Regions from separate parts of the Homo sapiens genome. Here region 1 is linked to region 2. A link is a contact called in ENCODE Hi-C or POLR2A ChIA-PET data. All regions are on one chromosome and are shown on one strand. The core of a region is the stretch at or near the end of the contact, and the rest is flanking DNA. Distances in the headings are between cores, read along the strand shown. Region 1 has its middle 18 kb from the start of MIR4795. Region 2 holds the start of VGLL3 (vestigial like family member 3).

The links. A loop is a pair of places that touch in the nucleus more often than their neighbours do. ChIA-PET counts read pairs that join two places held with the same protein, here RNA polymerase II (POLR2A).
Region 1: a map of PC-3 shows a loop between it and region 2 (4-fold over the local background). The contact joins the enhancer-like site here to the promoter of VGLL3 in region 2. A Hi-C loop is called at or near these places in 1 of 168 maps with a recorded cell type or tissue (PC-3). POLR2A ChIA-PET finds 5 or more read pairs at or near these places in 1 of 52 experiments (Panc1).

What each region holds. Positions count from the first base shown.
Region 1 is chr3:87,204,910-87,211,105 of GRCh38, forward strand. No RefSeq gene overlaps it. Among named protein-coding and RNA genes, the nearest start is that of MIR4795, 18 kb to the right of the region's middle. Within about 2 kb of position 2,787, at least 2 of the 41 ENCODE cell types and tissues checked have a DNase peak (open chromatin) inside an H3K27ac peak, as active enhancers do; they include PC-3, where a contact is called at or near this core.
Region 2 is chr3:86,986,548-86,993,167 of GRCh38, forward strand. VGLL3 (vestigial like family member 3) reads right to left here and starts at 4,602. Exons shown (of 4, transcript NM_016206.4): 1 at 4,071-4,602. The coding sequence starts at 4,196.

The DNA of each region.
Region 1 (6,196 bases), core at 1,537-4,036, 220 kb after region 2:
TCTTTGTTATTGGAGGCTGTCCTGTGCATTGTGGATTTTTAGTAACATCCTTGACTTCTACCTGTTAGATTTTATTAGCGCTCCCATCTCACCCCACAAACACAACATGAACTGTGATAACCAAAAACGTCCCTGGGGGGACAAAAGCACCCTCATTGAGAACCACTGCTTTAAGTGAAAAACCTAATGTAAATTTGACAATATTGTAATTACATCATTAACATTGGGAAAAGAAACTATCACCAAACTCTCAGTTGCAACATACATATTATGGATAGCAAGATAGAGCTGGGCTTCTCACATATTTCCTATATACCTTCTAGGAAATTGAAATATTACAAATATATCAAAAACTTATGATTCAAATATCACAAAACTTTTGAAATGCCATTGTCCTAGTCTGTTTGGGCTCCCATAACAAAATACCATAAAGTGAGTGGCTTAAACAACAGAAATTTATTTTCTCACAGTTCTGAAGGCTGGAGGTCCAAGATTAGGGTGCCAATAAGCTACATGGTTGGAGTCTGGTAAGGGCTCTTTTTGTAGCTGGCAGATAGTTTCCTCTTCTTTGTGTACTTACATGATCTCTTCTTGGTGAATGAGGTGGGTGTGGGGGGCACAAACAACCTCTTTAGTGTCTATTCTTATAAAGGCAATCCCATTATGAGGGCCATACTGACAGCTCATTTAACCCTAGTTACCTCCCAAAAGTCCCAGCTCCAAACAATACCACATTGGGGGTTAGTGCACCAACATACGAATTTTGGGGTGACAAACATTCGGTTCATAACAACCATTAAATTTCTAGCTTAGAAATTGCATGTTGGTTGAGACAAGAAGTAAAATATCTGTTCCTATATTCCTGGAAGAATAAGATAAATAATTGTCAATTACTTTTTAGTGTATCACATATCTTCGTTGTGTGTTCAGATTACATAAGCATTATTAACACTACTGGACATTTTTATTGATTAATTTTAAATTATGCTAGGTCTTCCACTTATGAGTTTGTGTTTTATTTACATTTATATAAAATAAAAAGAAAAAGAAAGAAATAAAAAAACTACCCAAAATATATAGGATCCAAAAACTATGTAAAATAGTATTTTTACTATTTACTAAAACACTAGTCTCGGTACTGAAAGTCTGAATGTGATTACTCTGACACACAGGGAAGGAAGAGTGACTGAGGAGTTGAGCAGGTGGGTCTGAGGGGATGCTCAGAGTGACAGAGTGATTCTGAGCAGCCATTTCATGGCAAAGTTGAATACACGTTGTGACTCATCCAGTTGTACACTGATAATTTGTATATTTTTCTTTATATACTTTACAACATAAAAAAAATTTAAGAAATGTTATGAATCACACATTTATGAATCACACATTTACTGCTTTTGCAGGAAAGATAAAGAAGACAGCCTCAACCCTCAAGCAAGTCAAAGTCTAAAGAAAGATTCAGACCTGCAAACAGATTGCACAACACAATGTGGTAAATGATAAATGACATATATGAGCAGAGTTCTTTACTAACACAGACGAGGAAATAATTAACTATGCCTGGGGAAATCAGAAAAGATTTTATGATAAGTAGCATTTGAACTGGGTCAGGAAGCATTGTAAGGGCTCATATTGCTACAAGTTAGTTACAAAAATGTAATTTAGTTTTGAAGAACAATTATAAATATAGGTTACCTGATCGTCAATCACCTTCAGGTAGCTCAATATTTATTGATTAACACTAAAAAAAATGTGAACCAGATGCAACCAAGTAAAAAAATCCTTGCCTTATTACCCAGAGTTTTATCTAAAATAGTAATAGTAAGCCTGGACATGTGTTTATGCTCCAACTGTGGATGTCTTTGTCATTGAAATGAGCTTTTCTTTTTTTTAACCATGTGACAATGAAAGGCAGAGGGCAACGAGACAATAGAAGAGATGAAACAGTAAAATGTCACATAAATGCTGATGGAGTACATTATGCAAATTGATACTATGCAAATACTTAAATGTAGTCTTAGTAATGAAGAGATATGAAAACATGAAAAAAATTCTTCAAAAATGGTTGCCAATCATCAGTGGCTGATTATGAATACAAAAAACTAACCCTTGAGGAAAAGAGCAATGGCCACATTCTCATTGATCCAAAATTTAACTGGAAGGAGATGCAGGCTCTGAGATACAGAGTCGCAGCAGCATCCATGTTAACAAGAACTGGAGTTCAAAGAGGAATTACTCTCAACCTTGTATACTGGTAAGAGGGTCTGTTTCAGGGAGTGGTGAGAAAACACATTAATTTTAATGAAATAAAAAGTTTGGCTTAGGAATTTCTGTTTTAGTGGAATTGTATTCTTGAGTACTGCTCTTCTCTGTCAAAGCCACTGTTGAATGATATGCTGGAAAAATTACTCAACCAGAAGTAAAATTTCACATTATTTAAAACCTCTATTTACTTTACTATCATTTTAATTTGGGAAATCCTCACTCTTTTTTCTTTAGCAAAACTCTCTCAAGATGGAACACTCAAATTAGTCAACTGTCAGGAGTGCTCTTGTAAGCTTCAACTCTTAAATTGTGGTTTACTCCTCACAGCCACCTAAATTTTCAGACTTTTCAGTGTCTTTCTCCATACTACATATTTTCTTTAACCTCAACTTGGGAATTCAATAATTCATCCTACTCTATTTTGCAGCTCAATGCTGAATTTAACATAATGGCATTTGCCACACTTTCCTGGATTCTCTTGTTTTGTCATCTTTCTGCTACACTCTCAAAACTATTTACTCCCCATGAATCAATACAAGCCCCACCTTTAATCCTCTTTTATGATGGATGTCTCATCCACTGGTAAAGATGAATCACGTTACAGCATCCCTTAGCATTCACACAAAAATGTGTTTTCTACTTTAAACTACATCAATAAGGTGCTTCCTATTACAATTACATTTTTGTCTATTGTTTGAAACATTTGTTCCAAATATTTACTATGCTCTTCAAATTCCCAAGCATATCCCTATCCCACACTGTTGGTAAAGATGCACATCAGTCAAAAATCCCATAACTTCTCTACCAGGCTCAGTTATCCACATCCAGAGCTGCACACCCACTTCTTTTCTCCTTCTCTGTCTCTGAGATCAAACTTCTCCAATTCTCAGAAATCAAACCTTTGACCTATGAACTAGAAATTATATTCTCTTTCCTTTTCTGTTGATCTCACTCCACTAATTATCCTCTTTCTCTTTTGCATTATACAGATTCTCTTTTACTTACCTAATTAAAATAGGTAAATTCTACTCAATCCAAAAACAACTCTGATTCCTTTTTCCAGAGAACAACAAAAACCATATCTCCATGTTACTACCTCCTACAGTTACTGACTTAGCTCCCTTCATGCGCTTTCTCTATTTGGCCAAACTTCTTGAAAGAATACTTTAGACTTCCTTTTATTTGTATCCTAAATTTTTATTTATTTCTTGTAAAGGGGTAAATAGGGAAGCGAAAATCTGGCTTGAGCGTATATAGAAGGCTATAGGTCCTTGGGCAGATTACATAAGTTTTCTAAGTCCCAATTTCCTATTCTATAAAATGTTGTTACCCACTGTGCAAAATTGGTAGAGGAATTGAATAGCATAATATTATAAAACACTTGACACAATACCTGATATAGTATAAATGCCCCATAAATATTATCTATCATTATTCCTTAATATTTTTGTTTTTTTTTTTTTACTATTGTTCTTCAACCCACTATAACCACTTCTGCCCATAAACCCATCCTGCATAATTCTACGGAGTCACCCTTGTGAGAATCACCAACAACCTTGTCAAATCCAATGAACTACATGAAAAGTTTTTGTTCTGCTTTAATACTAATATTTGATGTCGTTAGGTGCTCTTGCCACTTGGAATACTTCCTTTATTTGATGTTTACAATGTCTTCCTCTCTCTTAGTTCTTCCCTCTACTTATTCCTTATTTGTGTCCATTGTTGAATACTTGCTCTTAATGAGCTGCTAAATACTGGATCTCATCAAAGTTCCATCCTTGATTCCATTTTCCTCACTTCCTTGAATGTTCGTTAGGAGAGTTTACTTGAACAAAGCTGATGACTCCAGCTTCACATCTTCCTTGAGCTCCGAACTATTTTCAGTTCTGTGCTGGAGGGCTTCACACAGATGTCTCACATACATACGAAACATAGGATGTCTAGGGTGGAACTCATTTGCATTCCCCTCAAATAATGTGCCTTCTGCAATCTTTATCCTAATTTTCTCTATCTACTAGTCTGCAGTTCTAATTTTGGACCTATCATAACTCAACTGAAATATTCAATTCATTTCTTTTTATCTAGTGGATTTGCACTCCCAGCTTATCTTCCATACAGTTGTCTTCTCAAAAACCAGATATTGGCAGTAAGCCAAGATCGCACCACTGCCCTCCAGCCTGAACGACAGAGTAAGATTCTGTCTCAGGAAAAAAAAAAAAAAATCAAATATTGGCACTACAACATGAATGTACTTAATACTAATGAATTGTACACTTACAAATGATAAATGTTATGTTGTATGTATTTTACTACAATAAAAAAATCAAATAAATAAAGTGGTTCAAATGCTGAGGACATTTAGTGGTCTTTAGTGGTTCCCACTACTACAAGCTCTTCATCATTGCAAATAAGATATTTCAGATAGAGCTCCAGCTCAATTAAGCCACGACATATGCTTTTCTAAAGCTTACAGATTTAAGAATTTTATTTATATTTGCTGAAAGGGCTCTCTTTTCTTTTGTTTCTCTCTCTCTTTTTTTTTTTTTTTTTGAAACAAAGTTTCTCTCTCTTGTTGCCCAAGCTGGAGTGCAATGGCATGATCTCAGCTCACTGCAACCTCCGCTTCCCAGGTTCAAGCAATTCTCCTGCCTCAGCCTCCTGAGTAGCTAGCTGGGACTCCAGGCATGCACTACCACGCCCTGCTAATTTTTGTATTTTTAGTAGAGACAGGGTTTCACCATGTTGGCCACGCTGTTCTCAAGCTCCTGACCTCAGGTGATCCACCCGCCTCAGCCTCCCAAAGTGCTGGGATTACAGGCATGAGCCACCACACCCAGCCTTTTTTCTCTTTTTTTTGAGACAGTCTCCCTGTGTCATCCAAGCTGGATGAAGTGCAATGGTGCAATCATAGCTCACTGCAGCTTCGACCTCCCAGGCTCAAGTAATCCTCCAACCTCAGCCTCCTGAGTAACTGGGACCACAGGCATGCACCACTATGCCTAGATAATATTTTTGTAACTTTTAAAAAATTAATTTTTAATTTTTGTGGGTACATAGCCAGTTTATATATTTGTGAGGTACATGAGATGTTTTGACATAGGCATGCAAGGTGTAATAATCATATCATGGGAAATGGGGTACCCATCCCCTCAAGCATTTATCCTTTGTGTTGAACATAATTCATGTATACTCTTTCAGCAATTTTTAAATCTATAATCAAATTATTTTGACTATAGTCATCCTGTTATGCTATCAAATTCTAGGTATTAATAGTAACATCATGGAGAATGGGGTAGCCATCCCTCAAGCATTTATCCTGTGTGTTTCAAGCTATCCAATTACACTCTTAGTTATTTTTAAATGTACAATGAAGTTATTATTGACTGCAGTCACCCTGTTGTGCTATCAAACAGTTGTAATTTTTGTAAAGACAGGGTTTCACTTTTGCCGAGGCTGGTCTAGAACTCCTGGGCTCAAGCAATCTTCCTGCCTTGGCCTCCCAAAGTCCTGGAACTGGCCAGGCACAATGGCTCACGCCTGTAATCCCAGCACTTTGGGAGGCAGCGGCGGGTGGATCACGAGGTTAGGAGTTCAAGACCAGCCTGGCCAAGATGCTGAAACCTCGTTTCTACTAAAAATACAAAAAAATTATCTGGGTGTGGTGGCACGTGCCTATAATCCCAGCTATTCGGGAAGCTGAGGCAGAGAATTTCTTAAACTGGGAAGGTGGAGGTTGCAGCGAGCTGAGATTGTGCCATTGCACTCCAGCCTGGGCACAGAGTGAGACTCTGTCTCAAAAAAAAAAAAACAAAAAAAAAACTGTGCTGGAATTACAGGCAGGAGCCACCATGCCCAGTGAAAGAGGTCTTTTAGACTCTGAAATATTATTTTAAATTATTTATTACAAAGCTTTTAATTATTTTATGTATACACA
Region 2 (6,620 bases), core at 3,352-5,851:
TGTTCTTTCTCAAAGAAGTCCTGTATAAATTTTTATAAATCTACTTAAGTCCTTACTTACAGTTGCAAGAAAAATAGATCCTCTGCCTCAAATAAGTTGTCTGTGAATTGAAACTACTTTGGTTATAACTGTATTCTTTTCTCTTAATGAATCTAAACTTATGTTGGAATAGCAATAATAGATGAGACACTTAACTGCTAATACCACTTCCTGTATTTTATTTTAGATAAATAAATATTCATTTGCTAACTGGATATACTGTTTCATCAACAAGGGTGCAACATGGATAGCATAAGTCATTAGCATAATCCAAATGCTTGCTAACGGCCTTTGGAATGCCTAAACTTAAAAAAGTACACTACCAAGGACTTGGAAAGAATCTCGCACTCCAACGCCAAAGAATCTATTGCATATTAATCTTCATTAGAAAAAAAATTGATTGGGGACCTAAAGACAAAAATAAGCCTATTGTGCAATAGCAAAACATTAAAAAAATTTAAAAAGCTTTAGGAAATTTCATGTCATTGTACAAAGATGCTACACCGGAGAAAGGGGGATCTGGTGATCCTAATTTTGTCACCAGCTTTGAAATCTTTAGCTAGGCATTTCAGCCCTATAAAAATCCATTTTCTCACTTGTAAAAAGAAGAGTTGAAGTTATGTTTTTCCAGGGCTTTTTTCTCTGACAAACCGAATTGCAGAACAATTTTATGACTCAACCAACGTAGCAGAGTCCAGAGAGAGTTTGAAAAAACACCTTACAAAACTTATAACTGAAGTTCTCCCTCCAAGGGCACTTAATTTTTTCAAGTGAAAGCATGCATGCAGATTCATCCAGCTGTTACCCTGGAAGAGGACAGAGTAAATATACTCCATTTTATATGAAGCCCAAAGTGTGATTGTTAAAAATCCCCATGCACAATTAGAAAACCAGTGACTGTTCTCTGTCTCATCTATAAACTGCATAATTCTGAAACCTTTGACAGCATGTGCTGAGAGACTGAGTCAAGGGTTCTCCTGAGGAGTTGTTAGAGACTGACATATTAAAGCCAGAAAGAGATGGTGGGCATGCGAAACAGGTCACCCAGCATCCCTCAGTAATTTTGGCTCTATAAACCCCACTGTAGGATTTATACCCAGCCATGCAATTTCTAGTAATTAATGTCAGGGACAATAAAATGTATACTTTGCACATATTTTAGCTTACTTTGACTTTTTAGCCCACTGTATACCTAAGTAACACACTGCAGTGCAAGCTAATATATATATACAGTTAACTAGGTTTTTAAAATGACATTCACTTATTACCCACCTACAACATGCAATATGTTCAACAAAAACCTAAACTTAAATTTCAGGTGCACATTTGTGCTTATCGGAAAACAGGTGAGAGTACACATGCCTGGATAATGAAGTTCTGTTATTTCCAAAATAATTCTCAATGTTATATGATCATTTGTTAAGAGGAAAAATATACCTGTGTTTAAAATCCATCATAAGGAATCATTTTGATACAGTAATTAATAAGGACTTCAGAGCCATACAGTTTGAGGGGGAAATTAGTTGACAGATACACTACTACAATTGAATACAGAAGTAATATAAAACTTTAATGCTGTCTTTTCTAGCATTTTTTAAATGGCTATTAAAATTTCTTGATTGCTGTTACTTTTCTTCGCTCCTTTTCCATTTTTTCCTTCTCCAAAAATCAATTTTTCAAATTCAGTAGGAGTTGTAGCCCTTACTTTTGTCTCCCAGGCAAGATGCTATTAGGGGTCACTTCCCATGTACGGAGAAAACAATCTTCATGGATAATAATGATAAAACCTTATGGAATGCAAAAACAACCAAAATATGTATTCTCGGATGACTGCATTAGGGCCAAGTCAATATTAGTCCCACTTCACCCACGCATTGCATAGTCTAAAAATGCTGTCAGCCTGATAAGAATTTCCTGATTTACTCTCTTTTCCAATAGAAAATGTAGGTCATCAAAATAAACTTCTGACACTAAAAGAACAGTAGTTACACTGTCAAGTCTTTTTTTTTTTATTTCGTTAGCCAGTTATGGTCAAACAGTTTCTTTACTTGACCAAAAAAAAAAAAAAAAAAAAAAAAAAAAAAAAAAAAAAAAAAAAAGAAGAAGAAGAAGGAGAAGAAAAAGAAGAAAAAGCAACATGAAAATTTCCAAGCACCTCCCTATGGCTCACTCAGCCTAACATCTAGTTAAGCAATGTCTACAAAAGCCCAAAATATAGAAGTTGATCATTATGTAACCAATCAATGTAGATAAATTGTTTTCTTTTTAAGAAGCTCAATGGTCAGAGTTTTCCTGATTTTTATTTTATTTTATTTTTTACTTTTTAAAATTGTTGTCTTCAGTATGTTGACGGTTTTAGCAAAAGAAATGAATTTGGGGACCGAGTCTCAGGGCTATTGCAAACATTATATAAAGTACTGGAGTCATTTCTTATTGAAAACTTTTATGATTGGCAATTTGCCATTTTCTCTGATACCGAATGTTATTTTCTAGCTCAAAAAAAAGTGTTACAGTATTAACTCCACACCACAGATTCATTAATTTCACAACCCTAAAAAATAAAGCCATATTTGAAACAACTTCTACTAGTTTGTTATTTTATAAAGGAGGAAAGTATCTTTCTGAACATGTAGAGAAGTTTTAGTTTGTTGCTCATCCACATTCCAAATGATAATTGAAGACCTCTGTAATATCAGAGATGCTTTGAAATGCTGGTGCTGCTGAATATTTTTTTTAAGAGGATAGCAAGAAAGTAGGGCTCCTTCCTCTTTTGCCCTAATTGGTTCTGGTTAAGCTGGTACTATTTAGCAGATGAATCTGGGGCATGTACCCTTCCAGAATTAGCTGAATTTCATAGTTCCTAAATTCTAAACGGAAAGTTAGATTTCTTTCTAAAGAGTAGCACTGTAATTCTAGCAAAGAGACAGAAGTAGAGGAAATACAGAAAGTAAAATGTCAGATTAATTAACAGCCCAAACCTAAGAAGGTTTGCAATAAAACATGTGGTACCTAAGAAAGTAAAAAGAAATAAATCAATATATTCTATGGATGGTAATTTCCTAACCAAATCTAGTTATTTTTTTTAAGTTTCTCCAAATCCGCCCACCCTAATTCCCATAGTCTGAGGTGGACTCTATTTTGGTACAGCCCTTGCCACATACATTTTTTATTTTAATGTAGCACTAACTAAGCCTTGGCACACTCTCCGTTGTATCCAGAGAGTAATGTCCAAGGGCGCCTCGTGCCAAATTCCCCAGAACTCTACTGTTCCTTCTAAAGTAACTATATCATCTCCTCAGTTCACGACCCCTTATTATGGACATCTTCAGTTACTCTTGGAAGAGTGGAGACTCAGCATCCAGAGATTCAAGGTAACCTTTTGGCCGAGGGACCCACTGTCAACAGACTGAACACGTACAAACTCTGTGCTTTGCTGGAATTAAAAAATGAATGAAGAACCTTGGAATCCATCCCTGTCCTCTAAGTCACAGTCACCGGGAGAAAGATTCTGTGGAGAAGTTCTAGTAACACCCGATAGACATTATGCTAGACCAGTGTTCCCCCATGAAAGTCCCAGATCATTTCGTGAACTCACTCTCCAGGTAGCTTCCCCTACCTCTGTCAGCGCACTTCATCTTCCTCATCAATAAAACCCTGAAACATTCCATCTTTCCAAATAAACAAAATAGTTGGTTGAAAGGAAGTTTACTCACATGGTCCTAAGATAGATGCCCTTGGTGAGCTTCAGAGAACTGAGTCCTAAGAGCTAGGGTGCCTAGGAGGAGCAGCCTCTGAGCTCCGGTGACCACAGCTCAATGAAGCCCCCAGCTAGGTCATGCCTCACCCACCCGTCCACCCTGCTGCTCTCCCTTCCCGGCTCTCTCGGGATGGCTTTCTGCTCAAGGACGCTCCCGCAGATCCCAGAGCATCCTCTGCGCCACGCGTGCCGGCGGGACGTCGCCGAGCCCCAGACCGATACTCTCGATGCCCTTCGCCCCCGCCCCCAGCAGGCTGCCCGTCCGGTGACTCACCTGCTGGCCAGGTTGGGGCGCCGGCTGATAGTAGGCTGTGGGGCAGGTTGTCGCTGCCATGGGGTTGGGCAGATACTGGGACGCTCCATAAGGCTGGGGGTGATACATCACCTCCGCACAACTCATGGCAGCCGGGGCAGTGGCGGCCCCCGAGCTGCCGCCGCCGCTCTACGCGCTGGCGCGAGGGGCGCGGGCGCCGCCGCCGCCGCAGCTGCCGCCTCTGTCGCTGCTCCAGCTGCTACTGCGGCGAAGGCGGGTCCTCGGCGGCCTCGGGCTCCGCGCGGGGCGCGGGGTCGGGAGGGACTGGCAATCAGCGGGGGCCCATGCGCGGGCACCTTCATCTTCAGCCCCTCCGGATGTTCCCTGCCGCGCTTATATAGCGGCTCAGGGACGCAGCCGCCCGCTGCGCCGCTGGGGCATTACCGCGTCCGGCTCCCGCGAGGGCTGCGGCGCCCACGGCAGCGCCAGTCACAGCCACAGCCCAGGCCCGGGTCGGGCAGCCGTGGGGAGCCCAGCTCCGGTTTGCATATACACAATGCACGCCCGGGGCTCGTCCTATCACGGGTGCTCCCGGCTGTGCGAGGACAGGGAGGCGGGGGCAGAGGGAGGGGGAACGCCGGGGAGAAGGGGGAGCACTTTGCCTCCCCAGGCTCTGACGCGGAACTTTGCAAAGTTTCTCCAACTCGCTTTGCAGCGGGCGGGTCACCCTGCAGGGGGACCCCGGGGAAGGCTGGCTGCGGATTGGAGCGAAGTTTGCAGCCCTCTCCGCCTCCCAGCATGGGATGGTGGTGGGAGGGGAATGGTATGCAGAGGCTCCGCGCCCTCAAGGCTCGGCAGGTTCCCACCCTGTCTCTGTCACCTGGCCGCCAGGGCGAGGGCTTCCCTACTCCAAGGAGATTTTACAGGGAACACCAACTCAGAGGCTGGGACCAAACAAAAGCCGAGTGTACAAAGGGGTAAAACAGAGCAGGCGCAGAATACACGGGGATTAGCTCCTACATTAAAATAATCATAAGTGAAAGTTAACATCTCTGCAAGTGCCCACATGCCAAGAATGCAACACAGTTTTCCACAAGCAATCTCTGCTTTAAGTTTACATCTTCATGGTATGACACTGCTGTGAGACGTCCACCATTTCTGGCTTTTACAGCCTGGTTTTCACAGAGCAATAAAGGGTAGTTGATTAAGCCCATTCGCTAATAAAGGTTTATCTCTTTGCAATTGGATCTGACCCTCTCCAAAATGGGGAAAAAAACGTCTGTGAGAATATACTTGTATTCTGACATAATCAGTAGAAATAATTATACTCACATTATTTTATTTATTTTGAGATAGGGTTTCCTTCTGCCGCCCAAGCTAGAGTACAGTGACATGAGCACAGCTCACTGCAGCTACCACCCCCACGCTCAAGAGATCCTCCCATCTCAGCCTCTGGAGTAGCTGGGACTACAGGCGTGCATTACCACGCCCAGGTAATTTTTTTAATTTTTTTTTTTATAGAGAAGGGGTCTTGCTATGTTACCTAGGCTGGTCTCCAACTCCTGGCCTCAAGTGATCCTTCTGCCTCGGTCTCCCAAAGTGCTGGGATAACAGGCATGAGGCACCGCACTGGGCCTCATTTTATAAATGAGCAAACTCTAGCTCTGAGATTCAGCAAACATATCTCTCCTTATACGTAGGCATCCTCTTTTATGACTCACAGCAATCTCTCATTTTTACAGTCTATCTTTTCTCAGAGAAAAAGTCAGTTTGAAAGTCAAATGCACTAATGTTTTTATAGTTTGAATTATGTCTTCCCAAAAATGTATATATTGAAGCCCTAACCCACAATATGGCTGTATTTGAAGACAGGACATATAAGGAGGTGATAAGGTTAAATGAGATTTAAAAGGTTGGGCCCTAATCTAATAGGACTAGGTTCCTTATAAGAAGAGAAAACACGCCAGAGATATCTATGTCTCCCCCAAACCCCACTCCCTGTCTCTCTGCTCTGTCAAAGAGGAAAGACCATCTGAAGTCATAGTGAGTTACCTACAAGCCAAGAAGAAAGGTCTCACCTTGAAACCAACACTGACCACACCTTATCTTGTGCTTCTATCCTCCAGAACTATGAAAAAATTAACTTTTTTTTTTTTTTTTTTTTTTTGAGACGGAGTATCGCTCTGTTGCCCAGGCTGGAGTGCAATGTCACGATCTCGGCTCACTGCAACCTCCTCCCGGTTCAAGTGATTCTTCCGCCCCAGCCTCCCGAGTAGCTGGGATTACAGGCACCCGCCATCATGCCCGGCTAATTTTTGTACTTTTGTAGAGACAGGGTTTCACCATGTTGGCCAGGATGATCTTGAACTCCTGACTTCAGGTGATCCGCCCACCTCGGCCTCCCAAAGTACTGGGATTACAGGCGTGAGCCACGGTATGCCCAGCTTAATTTGTTTTTTTAGGCCACCTAGTTTGTGGTATTTATGACAGCCCTAGCACACTAATGCAGATATACAGTTATCATATATCGTTAATGTTTACATAAGTGTCTGTGTGTATGTCTAGGTACAC